Regions from separate parts of the Homo sapiens genome. Here all the other regions are linked to region 1. The links are chromatin loops, found by intact Hi-C in ENCODE. Cell type or tissue: heart right ventricle. All regions are shown on one strand. Region 1 overlaps ARHGAP28 (Rho GTPase activating protein 28). Region 2 has its middle 8.3 kb from the start of LINC01892. Region 3 has its middle 56 kb from the start of EPB41L3.

Evidence for each region. A loop is a pair of places that touch in the nucleus more often than their neighbours do. Peaks named below come from ENCODE experiments on the same cell type or tissue, not always from the same donor. Only the 100,000 strongest peaks of a DNase experiment are listed, where the experiment ranks them.
Region 2: a loop joins it to region 1, with 5 times the contacts of the local background. A loop is called at or near these places in 9 of 110 quality-filtered maps.
Region 3: a loop joins it to region 1, with 14 times the contacts of the local background. A loop is called at or near these places in 7 of 110 quality-filtered maps.

What each region holds. Positions count from the first base shown.
Region 1 is chr18:6,883,801-6,888,800 of GRCh38, forward strand. It overlaps ARHGAP28 (Rho GTPase activating protein 28), which reads left to right. Exons shown (of 18, transcript NM_001366230.1): 12 at 3,357-3,439. Among named protein-coding and RNA genes, the nearest start is that of LINC00668, 44 kb to the right of the region's middle. In heart right ventricle, CTCF peaks have their summits at 2,640 (motif pointing left) and 2,841; a DNase peak (open chromatin) is centred at 2,627.
Region 2 is chr18:5,070,356-5,075,355 of GRCh38, forward strand. No RefSeq gene overlaps it. Among named protein-coding and RNA genes, the nearest start is that of LINC01892, 8.3 kb to the right of the region's middle. In heart right ventricle, a CTCF peak has its summit at 3,090 (motif pointing right); no DNase peak of the experiment used is centred here; H3K27me3 peaks cover 337 bases.
Region 3 is chr18:5,597,684-5,602,683 of GRCh38, forward strand. It overlaps a transcript of EPB41L3 not described here. Among named protein-coding and RNA genes, the nearest start is that of EPB41L3, 56 kb to the left of the region's middle. In heart right ventricle, a CTCF peak has its summit at 2,870 (motif pointing right); no DNase peak of the experiment used is centred here; H3K27me3 peaks cover 900 bases.

The sequences.
Region 1 (5,000 bases):
TTTCTAAGCTTTAATTCACATGCTGTCCGTGACCAGTATCTATTTTCTTTGTAAGCTTACTGGGTTTTTTTAATGAGAAAAACTTGCTGAAAAAGAGAGAAGAGCTACTAATTTCCTTCATTCATTTTTGTTTCAGACATTGTATTTTTTCAGTTCTAGAATTTTCAGTTGGTGCTTTTAAAATACTTTCTGTTTTTCTGTTGAGGTGACCTATCTTTTCATTCATTATAATCATATTTTCCTTCACATCATTGAGCACAGGTACAATAGCTGCTTCAAAATCCTTGTTGGCGGCCAGGCGTGGGGGCTCACGCCTGTAATCCCAGCACTTTGGGAGGCTGAGGTGGGCAGATCACGAGTTCAGGAGATCGAGACTATCCTGGCTAACAAGGTGAAACCCCGTCTCTACTAAAAATACAAAAAATTGGCCAGGCGTGGTGGCGGGCACCTGTAGACCCAACTACTCTGGATGCTGAGGCAGGAGAATGGTGTCAACCCAGGCGGTGGAGCTTATAGTGAGCCGAGATCGTGCCACTGCACTCCAGCCTGGGCGACAGAGCAAGACTCTGTCTCAAAAAAGAAAAAAAAGTCCTTGTTGGCAGTTCTAACACCTGGGTTATCTCAGGGTTGGTCTCTGTCTTCTTTGAGAATGGGTTACACTTTCCTTGTTACTTTGTATGTCAAGTAAATTTAAAGCTTATTCTGAACATTATGAATATAGTCTTTGGAGACTATGGATTCTGAAGTATTTCTCCAAAGAATGTTGTTTGGTTTCTTTTACTATTGTTGCTCTTTTAAGCCGGCAGTTTGCTTGACTGGACTCAAATTGCCAGTGGTCTTTTGGGCAGGAGCTCAACTGTGTGTTCAGTTGTTCAATCCTTCGCCGTGTTACCCCACACACGCATGGTTTGTGGGTCAGCCAGAGATTTGGGTGAAGTTTATACCAGAATTAGGACCTTCCATCTCTGGATCACTCATTTGTTTTTGTTTTTTGGTAGTTTGAATTATGCAAGGAGGATTCAAACCTCTAATTCCAGATCTGTTCAGAGAATCATATTTAAGAAGGGTATATGAATATATTAATTTTCATCCTCCAAAATATTCAATCCTTGTGTTCAAACCATGCCAAATGATTCCCTGACTGTCAGTTACAAAACATACTTTATAGTTTTTGTGCTTTTACCCAAATACTTCACTAAAGACCTAATCGGTATGACTTCGTAATTTTCAGAAACACTGTGTGACGTTGTAATTTTCAGAGACCAATTATCTTCTGTGTAGCATTTACTGCATGCTGTATCATCATTACTGCCTATCTGACTACAGCCAGTACATTTCACTGAAGGGAGAGGTTCTGAGAAATATCCTGAAAGGGTTCACAAAGAGTCCACATTCCTTCGTATGACTTTGAAAGTGAAAAATACTATATTGCAGGTGGTTGATTTGATACCAGCGAACCCTGCAGGAAACCCAGAGTTCTGGCCTGCTACCAGCAGGAAATAATGGCCTTTTTGCCACCTAAGTAAGCTCTAGTTGTAACAAGATTCTCTGAAGGGGAGGATTGTGAACAAGCGCGTGTGTGTGTGTGTTTAAGCTGTCCCTCTCAATACCCTCAAATGGAGCTCAGAGAACACAGAGCCTTTTCCACTAATGTCGTTACTTTCTCTTTTCAAACTTGGCCCCAAACTTGACCGTAAAATTAAAGGACTAGTATCATCATCAATCAAGCCTCAGATGCTTTCATTACATGCTTAATAACTTTCTGGGGAAATAATGACCTCAGGAAAGAGAATACTTGTGACGGGGATGTATTAAATGAATTAACTACAAAACTATTAATCACAAAACAGCGTTGGGCCAGGTTTCCTAAGTAAAATGAAAATGGATTATTTGCCAAATTAAACTTAACTTAAAAGAGCTTCTTAATTTCTCTGAAGTTAATGGAAACACAGTGGTCCCAAGCCTACATCTGCATCTCTTGTTTTTTTCTTCCCCAGAGTTGTTTTTTTTTTTTTTTAATTGCGTTGGAAGATTAGAGACAGTCCTCAGCCTGCAGTTTATGCACTAACATTATGTCTTGTCTGCCCCTAAATGCTTTGCACTGAGACTTGCTCTTAAAGTTTCTATTATTCAGGCAAGCTCACAGCAATGTGTATTTGCTCTTTTCAGTAACATCCTGGACCTGCGTCATTATAAATTTGATACAAGTTATCCACAAATCTACACATGGATTTTTCTTCAACAATATGATCCTCCCTCTCTCCCCATATTGCTTGGTTGTATACACTTGTCATCTACTCCTGAACTCTAGCACGCACAGCTCCAGTAACCTACTAGCTTGTCACAAGTGTTTCCACTGCTATACAGCTCAGTTAACTTCACCAGCAGCTGACTGCCTTCCAGCCATTGAATAGAAATAGATTTTCCTTCAACTTGAGAACTCCCCAGAGATTCCAGAACATAATGCTTTCCTCCAAGAACTCCCCACCAAGACACCATTTTGAAGAAAATACAGAGGGACAAAGGAAAGCCTAGATTCTCTGGTGTATTCTAAATTTTCAGCACAGCTGGTCGTGGATTATCCAGCTGTGGATGGAATCCCTGAGTATAAATGCCAACCCTCTGGCGCCATCTTGTGTCATTACTGAGGAAGAAAATACTCAACAATCTCCAAAGATCCAACTACAGTCATCACCTTCCCTAAGTGTCCATGGAAGATCTAGAATAAGTGTCATAGATCATAAAAGTAAGAGCAAATATGTAGAAAGATAACTATGTACAGGTACTGATTTAAACACTCTACATGTATTAACTCATTTAATCCTCATAACAGCCTGTGAGGTAGATACAATGACTATTCCTATTTTACAGATAATAAAGTAGATGCAACAGGGATTAAATAACCTGCCCCAGGTCACACAGCGACTAAATAGTAGTCCAGGTTTGAAACCTGGTTCTAAATCTGTGTTCCTAATACTTATACTTTTCTGCCTCATTATATGGAAGCAAGGTTTATTTTCTCTTGTATTGAGTGAGCTTCACTTCTATTTATAGTATTAAAGGAAGGGAAGGTCTGCGAAAGTACTTTGAAAGGGAAGTGCTATCCAAATCCAGAATTATTCTGAGGATCTCGTTGGCCACCTGCCTCAACAATGGCATCATGGGATGGGAAAAGGGAGTTGATGGACAGAGGCTCCTGTCCAAGTGAACAAATTTACATTGCTGGGCACAAAACCTGAGTCTTTACCACCAAAAGCTGTCAGGAGCCCTCCTGTGCCACCAGATGCTAGCAAGAAATGCTGTCAGGATGCATCAGGGCTATTTAAAATGTATGACTATTTCTGTTTTCTTGTTAGGAGGGCCTCACGTCAAAGTACAGTTTCAAGCCTTACACCTCATGGTCATGGCGCTGCCTGATGCCAACAGAGATGCAGCTCAGGTACGTCGTGTCCACCTCACAGCTTGTCCTGGGGCTCTTATTGCTCAGAGGACATGGCTCATATAGGAAAATGAAAGTGGAGATGACAGCTCACTGAGCCACCTGAGCATGCTGCAAACACACGGCCTTTCTGTGCTCCCACTGCCCTTCTCCTGAGGAAGACAAGAAAGAGTGGAGATCTTGGTATCTTGTTTTTTTTTTTTTTTTGAGAGACAGAGTTTTGCTTTGTCACCCAGGCTGGAGTGCAGTGGCACGATCACAACTCACTGCAGCGTTGACTTCCCAGGGCCAGGTGATTCTCCCATCTCAGCCTTCCAAGTAGCTGGGACTACAGGTATGTGCCACCACACCCAGCTCATTTTTTGCAGAGGCAGGGTTTTGCCATGTTGCTCAGGCTGGTCTCCAACTCCAGGGCTCAAGTGATCCTCCTGCCGCAGCCTCCCAAAGTGCTGGGATTACAAGTGTGAGCCACCACGCCCGGGCGGTATGTTCTTAAACATTTAAGTTTCATTCACTCCATTCATCCCAGAGATGTTGACTGTCTATCCTGTGTCAGGCATTGGGCAAGGTGTTAGGAGTAGAAGAGGCAAAAATGAAGGCTTAAATAGAACAATGTCATAAGTCAATAAGACCATTATGTAACTTGTAAAATAGATTCTATAATTGCTGGTCCTCAACTACTCACATTAGTCTGGTGTACTGAAGTGGAAAGAAAACTCTGATGAGCGTCCTCAGGGAGGAATTTGAAATCACTGGTTTAAATTTCTAGCATGTTCACGTTTTTAAATTTGTGAAAATAATTCAATTTAAATAGTTCTAGAATTTCAGAATTTTAGAGATCATCTGATAGAATTTGGTCATTTTACATATTAGGAAAATGAAGCAGAAAAGTGGTTTCTCCACTGATATATAGTAGAACATTTGATAGAATCATATTCTATAGTTTCATCCCCAATTTTTCTCTCTTTATTTCACATTCATTCTTTGCTGTATGTTGGTAAAAATCAAAGTTTCTCTTGCTCTCTGGATAATCATTCTATATACAATAGGAAATTTGTTTTAAGTACAACAGGTATTTGGAATCTTTGAAATGAAATTGAGATAAGGATGAGTTGAAAAGAGATGGTAATTTTGAGGCCAGTAAACATAATGCTGAAAACAAAGATGGTTCTTAGTGCTGCCTCTTATCAGACATTTCAGTGTGGTAAGGACCTTCCTCCTACACAGCGAAAATATCTATGTCAATTATAATATATGTCGGTCATATTAGATGTATCCTTGAGGCAAGGACAGAGATCAGCTATGACATAAAAATGTCCTTTTCTAATATAATTCAATAATTTTTCAAAAACTGAAAATTTATTAGCTTGTTTTTTCGCTTTGTCTACAGAGTGTTCTTTTATCAAAAAAAAATTCATCTGTTATCAAATATCTGAGTCAAAATGTCATCTACCCTTTCATACAACTGAGGATGCAGCAATTATCAAATAATTCAATACATTTCTAACAAAAGGTCCCCCCAGAACATCACGGGACTGGTGAGGATGTTACACACATGCAC
Region 2 (5,000 bases), 1.8 Mb before region 1:
AAATAATTAAAATATTTGAGCTGAATTAAATACCATAGCTCAGTTAATAACATGGGCTTTATTTAGGACCAGACAAGTCTGAGTTCAAGCCCTAACTTCAATCTTACTAGCTATAGTTCTCTAGGCTTCAATTTCTTCACCTCTAAAGATGAGAATGAGGGTAGAAACTAGCTCCTGAAGAGGTGATGAGGACTAAATGAGATGATACATGTAAAGTGCTCAGCACAGAGCCTTCACACAATGATCATTCAACAAATTAGTAGCAAAAGAGAGATCTCGTGTGTAAATACTTTTAAATATTGAAGTTTTATATATTCAGACAAATACAGTGAGTTGAGTGCAATTAGAATAATTTTGATTCTAAATAAGCTGCTAAGAGTCTTCATTTTCATGAACATAAAAATTAGGGTTCAAGTCTGGGCAACATAGCGAGACTCTGCCTCTACAAAAATAAAAATAAGCCCAGCGTAGTGGGGCAAATTGGCAGACCCAGCTACTCAAGAGGCTGAGGCAAGAGGATCACTTTACCTCAGGAGGTCAAAGCTGCAGTGAACTAGGATCACACCACGCACTACAGTCTGGGTGACAGAGCAAGACTCTGTCTCTAAAATAAAAATAAAACAAAAAAAAATTGGTGTTCATTAGTGACAACTGTGTAACTTAGCAACAGACTCCACTTGCTATGTTATCAATCCCTCCTCTGGTATAGTGGTGGATTTTCACTCACCACTTGTCAAAATGATCAAACATCGTGACTTCTTAGAATCTATTTTAACAAGGGGAGGGGATTTTATCAGGATTTGCTGGACATTTCAGGGAAAGCCCCCTTTGTGTGAGTCTTGGTAAGAGGCTTCCTCTGCCAAAGAAGGACCACTTTCTCCTTCCCTGCCATTGGGTGGCATGTGAGCTAGGCTAGTCCAATCACAGGTTTCGTCCAGGCCTTGCTTCTGGAGAGGGTGATAAAAAGTGTGAATTCACGGCATCTCTGAAAGTCTACTGGGGTGGGGCTGGGAGCGCACACAGCTTTGGAGATGGCAGTAAAAGATTCCCTGGCCCGACTCCAGGCCCCTGCCATCCAGACCCCTTGTGCCTGCCCATTCAGAACTGCTTCACCATCCCTTTTGTTGATGTAAAGAAGACATTTTTCACCTGCTTAAATTGACCATATTTGGCTTATCTTGCATTCAACCAAGAACCCAAGGGACACAACAAGTTTCACTATATTTTATTGCTCTAACTTAGGTCTAAATCTTTCTCTGGTGGTTTGAGAACTCCACAAGATTCTGAATTTCTGTTTCTATGAAAGGCTGTTTGAGGAAAATAAGTTCATAACAGCCTGGGAATGGGAAGCCATAAAGAGGAGATGCTCTAGAAACATTACTCTGCTACCCTGACTTTGAAAGTCTTAGATTTGCAGGGTTATACAGAGATTTTTCTAGTTTACTTTTTGTTCTTATTTATCACTTTAGTAACTTGAGTGCAAGAGTGTAGAATGAAGTTGTAACATATATCTCAGGGGTTAAAGAGCTGTTCCATTTTCAGATATCCTATCCTAAAAGAACCCATATATGTGTCAATGTTTTTGGTTCAGAAAATACAGGCAGAGTATAAAGCCATCCAAGAACATCCACAGGTGATAATACGTCATGGGCAATGTGAGCTTCATGAGTATCACGAATAATTACTTGACTAGAGCCATACTGAGCACTGCCCAGAGACTGATACAAATGCTAGATTCAGCACTCAGTTTTTTATATATGTATATGTGATTATTTTATATATAATTATACACACACACATACACACACATACATGTATATATTGAGAGCCAACATTTTTTCAGTATGTATTGTGTGTAAGGCACTGTTCTATGTACTATACATGGACTCATCGCATTTTCTCCTCCTTACGTTCCAAGAAGGTAAGCAATATTATAATTTTATCCTATTTTACAAATGAGGAAACCAAATCTTAAAGAAGTTAGTAACTTGCCCAGATCACCACACAGCCAATCCATATGTGATAGAGGATTTATTTCAAGAACCTGCACTTTTAACCAATGACCACTTTCTCCTGCCTTTCACCTGACTCTCTCTGTCTCTCTCTTCCTCCTCCACCTCCTCTTCCTCCCCTATCCCCACAGCCAGCCCTGCTACAGGGCCAAGGACTCTGAGGAAAACATAACACTGCCATGAGGGTAACCCCTGAAGGCCATGGAGCGCCTGCCCCAGCCTAATGGAGTGAAAATCAGAAAAACTATGATTCCTGGGCCCCTGTGGCCTAGTGGATTCTTCACTCCATGCAGGAAGCAATGGCCCCCTAGTTTGGGGGGTACCTTTGAAGGAGACTCAGGGAATAGCAGCACCCAGAGATACCTTAAACTCATGTGTATTCTCCGCATCCTCGTGTGCCAGAGGCTTAATCAGGACCCTCCAGAGAAAACAGTCTTAACTGAAATCCTAAGTGTCATCTCCCCTCAGCCTGGGCCAGATTCTGTGTTCCAGCTAAGCTTCCACTGGTTTGGCTCTCTGCCTCTATGCAATGACCACTCACATGTGTCCCCTGAAAGCAATTGGATTTATAGAAATGATGCTCTGGAAGCCAAGAGGTGCCAGTAAACAAAACTAATGATAGCAGCAACAACAACAGTTATAGCAACAATAATAACAACCAATAACTTATCAGACAAATTTCACAGATTATGTCATCCAGTCTTCCGAATAACCCATTATTCTAATGGAATTCTCATTTTACGTGTGAGGAAACTGAGGTTCAGCAAGGTTCCACAGTTTGCCCATAATCTCACAGCTAGTAAATTGCAGAGCTGCCATTTAAATCTGACTTGACTGGCTCCAAGTACCTTCTTTCACCACTAATGCCACCATTAACTAGGCATAGGCCAGGGCCGTTTCGCTTTAATCACTTAAGGTCTCCATTTCTCATCTGTAAACTGGAGAAGCTGAATGAAATTTGTTCTCATATTTCTCTATCTCTAAAATTCCATGATATCATCTAAAGTTGGGGAGGAGCGAGTGGGAAAGGGAGGGTAGCAGACTTCAAGGATGATATTGTGTCATTTCAGAACACGGTCACCAGGTGACAGCATTGCACTTCATTTTGATATTGTTTCCAAGGACCGATTTTGCCATGCTGTAACTCCACCCATGTGCTTGTTACAAAAATAAGTTTCTTTCTCCTAGAGGCTTTTAGCTTAGCACTCAATTACCCAAAACACAGATCTTACATATCTTGGGACAAAGCCATACATCCTTGCACTCTTCTCCCAATTATTTTAAAATAATTTGATTATTCAAATTAAAAATATATATGTTGAAAATGGCCATTCTGGGGAAAAAAAGTCAGAACCTCTTTGACTGGCCCACACTTATTTTATCATTTAATAATCATCCTAAATTGCATGCCTTGGAGTTGGGTGTAGAAATGCATTGACTGCTTATGGCCTCTAGAGGCTCCAGTCCGGCTGTGCTGCTGAGGTCAATCAAAGGATTGATAAACGTGTGCATTTGCATCTTTTCTGATCTTCATGATTAGTCATTTTAGAAACATACCACTTTTCTAATAAAAATTGTTGGCTTATTACCTCCAGTTGGGAGTGTTCTCAGCTTGATACAGACACAATGGTGAAAGCAACTTTTACTCTGACTAGAAAGAGCCTACACTTTCTACCCACTAGAAAACTTTTCTGAACACAGAGAAGTGATCAATTATTTATTCAAACACCAGACTTATTCTTCTGTTTTCAATAAGTCTAGAACCTAACACCCCTAGATCTGGGCAATTACCACATCAGAAACAAGGATTTCAGGGACCCTGTCACTTGGGTTTGTCATTAACCCGCAGCCAGTAGCACCGAACCCCAAGATTCGCTGAGTTTCTGCAGCGCCCACCTGATTCCCGCTAAGGTTAACAGGCGCTACCATGCACAGTGACCCAGGAGAAATTGGACGCAAGATTAATGCTGCATAAAAAGTCCCACTGTGAATGTCTTCCCTCAGCTGCAAGATTTCTGTAATTAGAAGGGAAATAAAACCTCAGAGGCATTTTCTCTCACTGTAAAATGTTAATTGACAATGCACCAAAGACAAAGAACACACCTCTAATAACACAAGGAGTGTTATTAAACACAGAAATTTTTACTCTATCTATAAAAAGCCATGAAAACTCTGGAAGCCCTGAGGAAAAGGAATATAATACATCCAAAAAAAATGGATAAAATGTGGCCGAGCACAGAGACTCAGGCCTGTAATCCTGGCACTTTGGGAGGCTGAGGCGGGCGGACCACGAGGTCAGGAGATCGAGACCATCCTGGCCAACACGGTGAAACCCCGTCTCTACTAAAAATACAAAAAATTAGCCTGGCGTGGTGGTGGGTGCCTGCAGTCCCAGCTACTGGGGAGGCTGAGGCAGGAGCATAGCTTGAACCTGGGAGGCAGAGATTGCAGTGAGCTGAGATTGTGCCACTGCACTCCAGCCTGGGTGAAAGAGTGATACTTAGTCTTAATATAAAATAAAATAAAATTAAATTAAAATAAAATAAAATAAAATAAAATGTATAGGGAAGCTATTTAAAAAAGAAATGGTCATAAAAACAAAAATGACAGTGGCAACTTACTCCTAACATCCCTGAGGTCCCCTTTTGGATCCCAAATATGCACACTCACACTAGAAAAATTCATGTATTTATTTGCCACGAGGAATGAAGGACACCTGACTTTTGCATTTCAAAATTTTCTCCAAGCTCCTCTTCACAGGATTGAGAAAGGTGGAAGACAAATGAAATCTCAAATCTCCATGACCTCCACAGACCCCCTTGATTGTGTCTTCAACTTGACTGCACCTGCAGGATGTATTTTGATGATTCTAGCATAACCATGCTTAATTTATTGTTACCTCTTTTCCTGGTTTAAAGATTACCCAGCTGTTATGTTATTACCTCATTGTCTAGTTTTCAAAATAAATACCAATTGTTGCTCTCCTCT
Region 3 (5,000 bases), 1.3 Mb before region 1:
TCCTGCAAATCAGCCTCATTCTGGAAGGGAACAGCAGAAGTCAAATAACCTAGGAAAGATGGATACTGTCTTGTCAATTTATGGTATCACTGTCTTCCACACAGTCTTACTCCTAGACACCCCCAAGTGGGGTGTGACTTCATTTTCCAACTCTGGAAGCTGCTCTTCACACCACTCAAGACCAGGAGAGTAGCACCAGCCATGGAAACCACAGCAGTAGCAGCAGCAGCTCATCACCATGGGCATCTCCACCACGTGTTTGAGTGCTCTCTCTGTCCCAGATCCTGCATGCACAATGTTTCTAATTCCTGTAGCAGTTCTGTCAAAGATGAAGTAACTTCTCAGGGCTTCAGATCTGGGAAATAAAAGAGCTGAGACTTGAAAGTAGGCCTCATCTTACTTATACCAGCAGTTCTCCAACTGAGGCCCAGGAACCCCTGGGGGTTCCTTGAAACCCTTATCTGAAACAGCAAGGTCAAAGAATTGCCCGAAAAGACTAATTGAGATACTCTTCCCTTTTCCAGCAACATTTCTGAGTGAAGTTGGATTTTCTGTGCATTTTCTTACTATACTACAAAACAGTGTATCGTAACAGATTGAATGCAGAAGCAGATGAGAATACACTTGTCTTCTATTAAGTCAGACATTAAAGAGACTTATAAAAATGTAAAACAATGCCATTCTACTCATTAAATTGTTCTATTTTGGAAAATGTAATTACTTTTCATAAAAGTATGTCATTCGTTTATGTTAACATGTAATGGTTTACTAATGTTATTTTTAAATGAATTAATAAATATTTTAAAATATTATTAGTTTTCATGTTCAAAATGGTAAATATCAATAGGTATAATCTACCTAAGCAAAAGTTCTTTGTGGATTCTCAGTAGTGAAAAACGGTGTCAACCCTCAAAAGTCTGAGAACCTCCATATTAGATAATACAGTATTAGAATTCAACATTAGATAATACTCCATGGTTTCATTGTATCACCTGCATTCCAGAAGGAAGGCTCTCATTGCTGGAGAAGAAGAGGCAGAAAAGCAGATGTCCTTGCCTTTAGAATTCTGCCTTGTCAATTAACACTATCACTGCCTTGTTGCAGCTATTCTCTCTAGGAGTATACCATGTATGTGGCCTTAACTAAATGCACCAGGGAATATAGGATCATTAAAAATACACTTGTGCTCAGTCTCTTCGGTTAAACTGAAAGTTTCTTGAGGACACGGACAGCATCAACTCCCTTGGAATCTAGCACATTTTAAATCTTGAATAAGAACAGTGATTAACTGGAGAAGGAAAGAAGAGTTCATGCCATGAGGATTTTGGAAGTTTGACATGCAGAATACGATGCAGAAGAACAAACATGTACTATGGAGAACAAACAAACATGTATTATGGAACAGAGATCTGAGTTCAAATTCTGACACAACCTAGATAAATCATTTGATTTTTCCATGTGTCAGTTTCCTAATCTATGAAATAGATTCAGGAGTCCCTAATTCACATAATGTTAGGAGAATTAAATACATCATGTATGCCCAACACCTGTCCTGAGGTAGGCACACAGGAAATATTACTCCCATTGTAATGGCGATGGGCCAAAGTGAGAGCAAACTCTTCACATCAGAAAAGCCAAATATTTGAGGGGACACATTTCTTAAGGAAACGTCTCAATTCTCTGTATCCCTTGGCTGTTGATGTCATCATCAAGGTAGGGCATTTTCCTGTTTAGGCACCTCAGACCAGTATTTAGTCCCTGATATGGTTTAGATCTGTGTCCCCACCCAAATCTCATGTCGAATGGTAATCCCCAGTGTTGGAGGTGGGGCCTGGTAGGAGGTGACTGGATCATGCATTTGTTTCTCATGAAAGGGTTAACATCATCCCCTTAGTGCTGTTCTCGTGATAGTGAATGAGCTCTCACAAGTGCTGGTTGTTTGAAAGTATGTTGCACCTTCCCCCTTGCTCTATCTCTTGCTCCTGCTTTTGCCATATGACTGTGCCTGCTCCCGCTTTGCCTTCCGCCATGGTTGTAAGTTTTCTGAGGCTCCCAGAAGCCTAGCAGAAGCCACTATGCTTCCTGTACAGCCTGCAGAATGATGAGCCAATTAAATCCCTTTCTTTACAAATTACCTAGTCTCAGGTATTTCTTTATAGCACTGCATGGATTCATACAGTCCTTTAGAGACGTATTTATATTCTCTTCTTGGAACTCACGGGCAACAGATATAAGCACCAGAAACTCTCCTCTATAAGAAAAACATATTTAAAAATTGAATACCGTGATACAGTGATATTTTCAAAGCTGTAAAAAGTTGTACCATCAACTGTAGTACACTCCACTTAGTGGCTGCTAAGTAAACAATTCTGAATCTTAAGGCTGGATTCAATATAAAAACTTTCAAAATGTAGTTAGATGATGTTCTTAAAATTATTAAATAAAATCATTGATCTAAAATTTAAGCACCTGTTTACAAAAAGAAAGAAAAAAATTTCAGGCAGTAACTTTCTTAAGTTTACCAAGGGTTGAGGCATGGCAAACTGTCTCATTTAAGATTCTTCTCTTGTCATACTGCTAGAAAATTGGATCTAAATTCATTCACCACAGGCAAAGGTAATGTTTACAACCTAAAATTATATTTGGACACATAAGAGATGTAATTTTGCCTTTTTAAAAAGTAGATAAAAATAAGAATCTGTGGAGAAATGAGAGAATCAGAAGGAATGTCTGTATAAATCACATGAATGATCTGAACCATAAAAGCACTTTATAAAATATCAGTCTTTTGCTTTACAGTCTCATCATAAAAAAAGAGTATATTCAACTAATTTTTGCCCCTTCTATACTACTTACATCCATATTATTTTTTAACCTAAAACTTACACTAGGTGGAGCCCCTTGTCCAAGATTGGGAGAGATTTAAAAAAGCAAAGGGAAGAAAAAAACATTACAATTACAATCAAAACCAAAAAAGGCACTCATCCTTTCGTTTTAAAAATATATCCTTAAAATCTACAGTACCAACAAAACCAATGTTCTTTCTAATCATTAAAACCATTAAAATGAATACAGAGTACCATTAACATTTACTACAGAGAAGAAGTAGTTACCAAGCTGCCGCTGCAGAGTCAAGAGCTAGAAGGCCCTGAATTCCAATGCAAACATTAAATTTCAGTTGGGGCGGAGGTGTAAAAGGCATGGAAGATAAAATCTTCTCTGGATACTTCTAAAAATGTTTTAACCGTGTTAATGCTCTCATGCTGTAAAGGGCACATAGTACTCAGCTAATTCATGGCATTCCAGTTAGAGATACATTGTTGTCAAACAACAACAACAGCTCTTAAAAAACACCAGAGCACTAACAAATGGCAAAATATCCAAAATACATGGATATTTTGCTCTTTGCTTTCCATGATTCAGATATATAGGAATATGCAGGCATTTGAAGACGTTGGGAGGGGGAAGGGCTTCTGAACTGAACAAATCACATGTTCAATTATGGTTAAGCAGGACCTGCAGTTAAAAATAGGCTCTAAGTCTTGAGACTCTTAATGGACTGTAACTAGAGAAGGAGATAAGGCTTCAGAGATAACACCATCAAACTTAGGTGATCAGTCATTGCTGTAGGATAAAACCACCCCTACCTCCCTCCAATGCTGCTAAGTTGCCTCCCCCTGTGCTATCCCAGGGCTGGCTTTGCAACCCAACCTGCTGGAAGTGCAAAGTTCAGACCAGCAGCAAGAACTCTTGCCCCATGCTTCTGCTGACATAGCCTGCAGGGATCTGTCAGTTCACTGTGTAATAAAACCTTGTAGTGTGTGTTGTTGTTTTTTTCCTTCAGATTTCCACAAAATCTTGGGCCAGGCAAGACAAACTTCTGCTGACAGCTGAATTACGCAGCAGAGTAACCTTTGAACAAGTACGAATCATTGACCTCACATAAATTTCCCCCAGAAAGTCCAAGAAACTGGTTGTATCAGGGGTGAGATAAGCATGAAGGCAGTTAGAACTATCCCAGAAATCCAGTTCCATTCTTAAGTAGGTATTTACATCTGTTACACTAAAATGATTATGAAAAACAAATTTTCTTTGATGTTTTCCTCATCCTTTCCATATGCAAGCTGAATGTTTTTCCTTTGCAAACTAATTACTAAATTAAACTGTAACTCCATTATCATAAATGATTTATAAAAGCAAAACTAACAGGGATAAAGAAGAATAGCACTTCGGAGTGGTTGATTTTCTTTGATGACGGAGGTGATTTTTTGAAAAGAAATGAAGCTAGTATAGAGGACCTGTGGCTTCAGGTTCTCCAGCCATTTATTGCCTAAAATAAAGATCGGACAAATTAAACAAATTATGTTAAGTAGGATTTTTCAATGCCTGTCCGCAGCTTTCATGTAAAATTGGTCCTTAAACTCTGTATATTTTCATACCAAGTTCTCATTTTGATGGTAAAGAAGTTTGACCTTCTGCTACAATAACATCAAGTGTTTCAATTAGTTTTTCACATGGGGTGTGGGGGAACTAGCAGCATGTCCTGTAGTATACACACTAACTCATTTTCCCCTAAATGCTGCACGTTTTCCATCCCTCCTGCCAGTATTAATCATAGCAAAGCTTATATACAAATTGTTTCCCTAAAAGATGAAGCTGAGCACCTTGTGCCTACTTGTGGCACAATACCAGGAAGGTGATGCTAATCCACTTGGAAGGATCAATAGGGACTCCACAGATTTACAGTCCTTCTGTCTTCTGCTCTCTCTCACTCATTGATTGATTGACTGAGACAGGTCTCATTCTGTTGCCCAGGCTGGTATGCATCATAGCTCACCGTAGCCTCAAACTCCTGGGCTCAAGCGATCTTCCCATCTCAGCCTCCTGAGTAGCTGGGACTACAGGCATGTGCCACCATGCCCGTCTAACTTTTTCTTTCCCCTGTAAAGACGAGGTTTCACTTTGTTGCCTAGGCAGGTCTTGACCTCATGGCCTCAAGC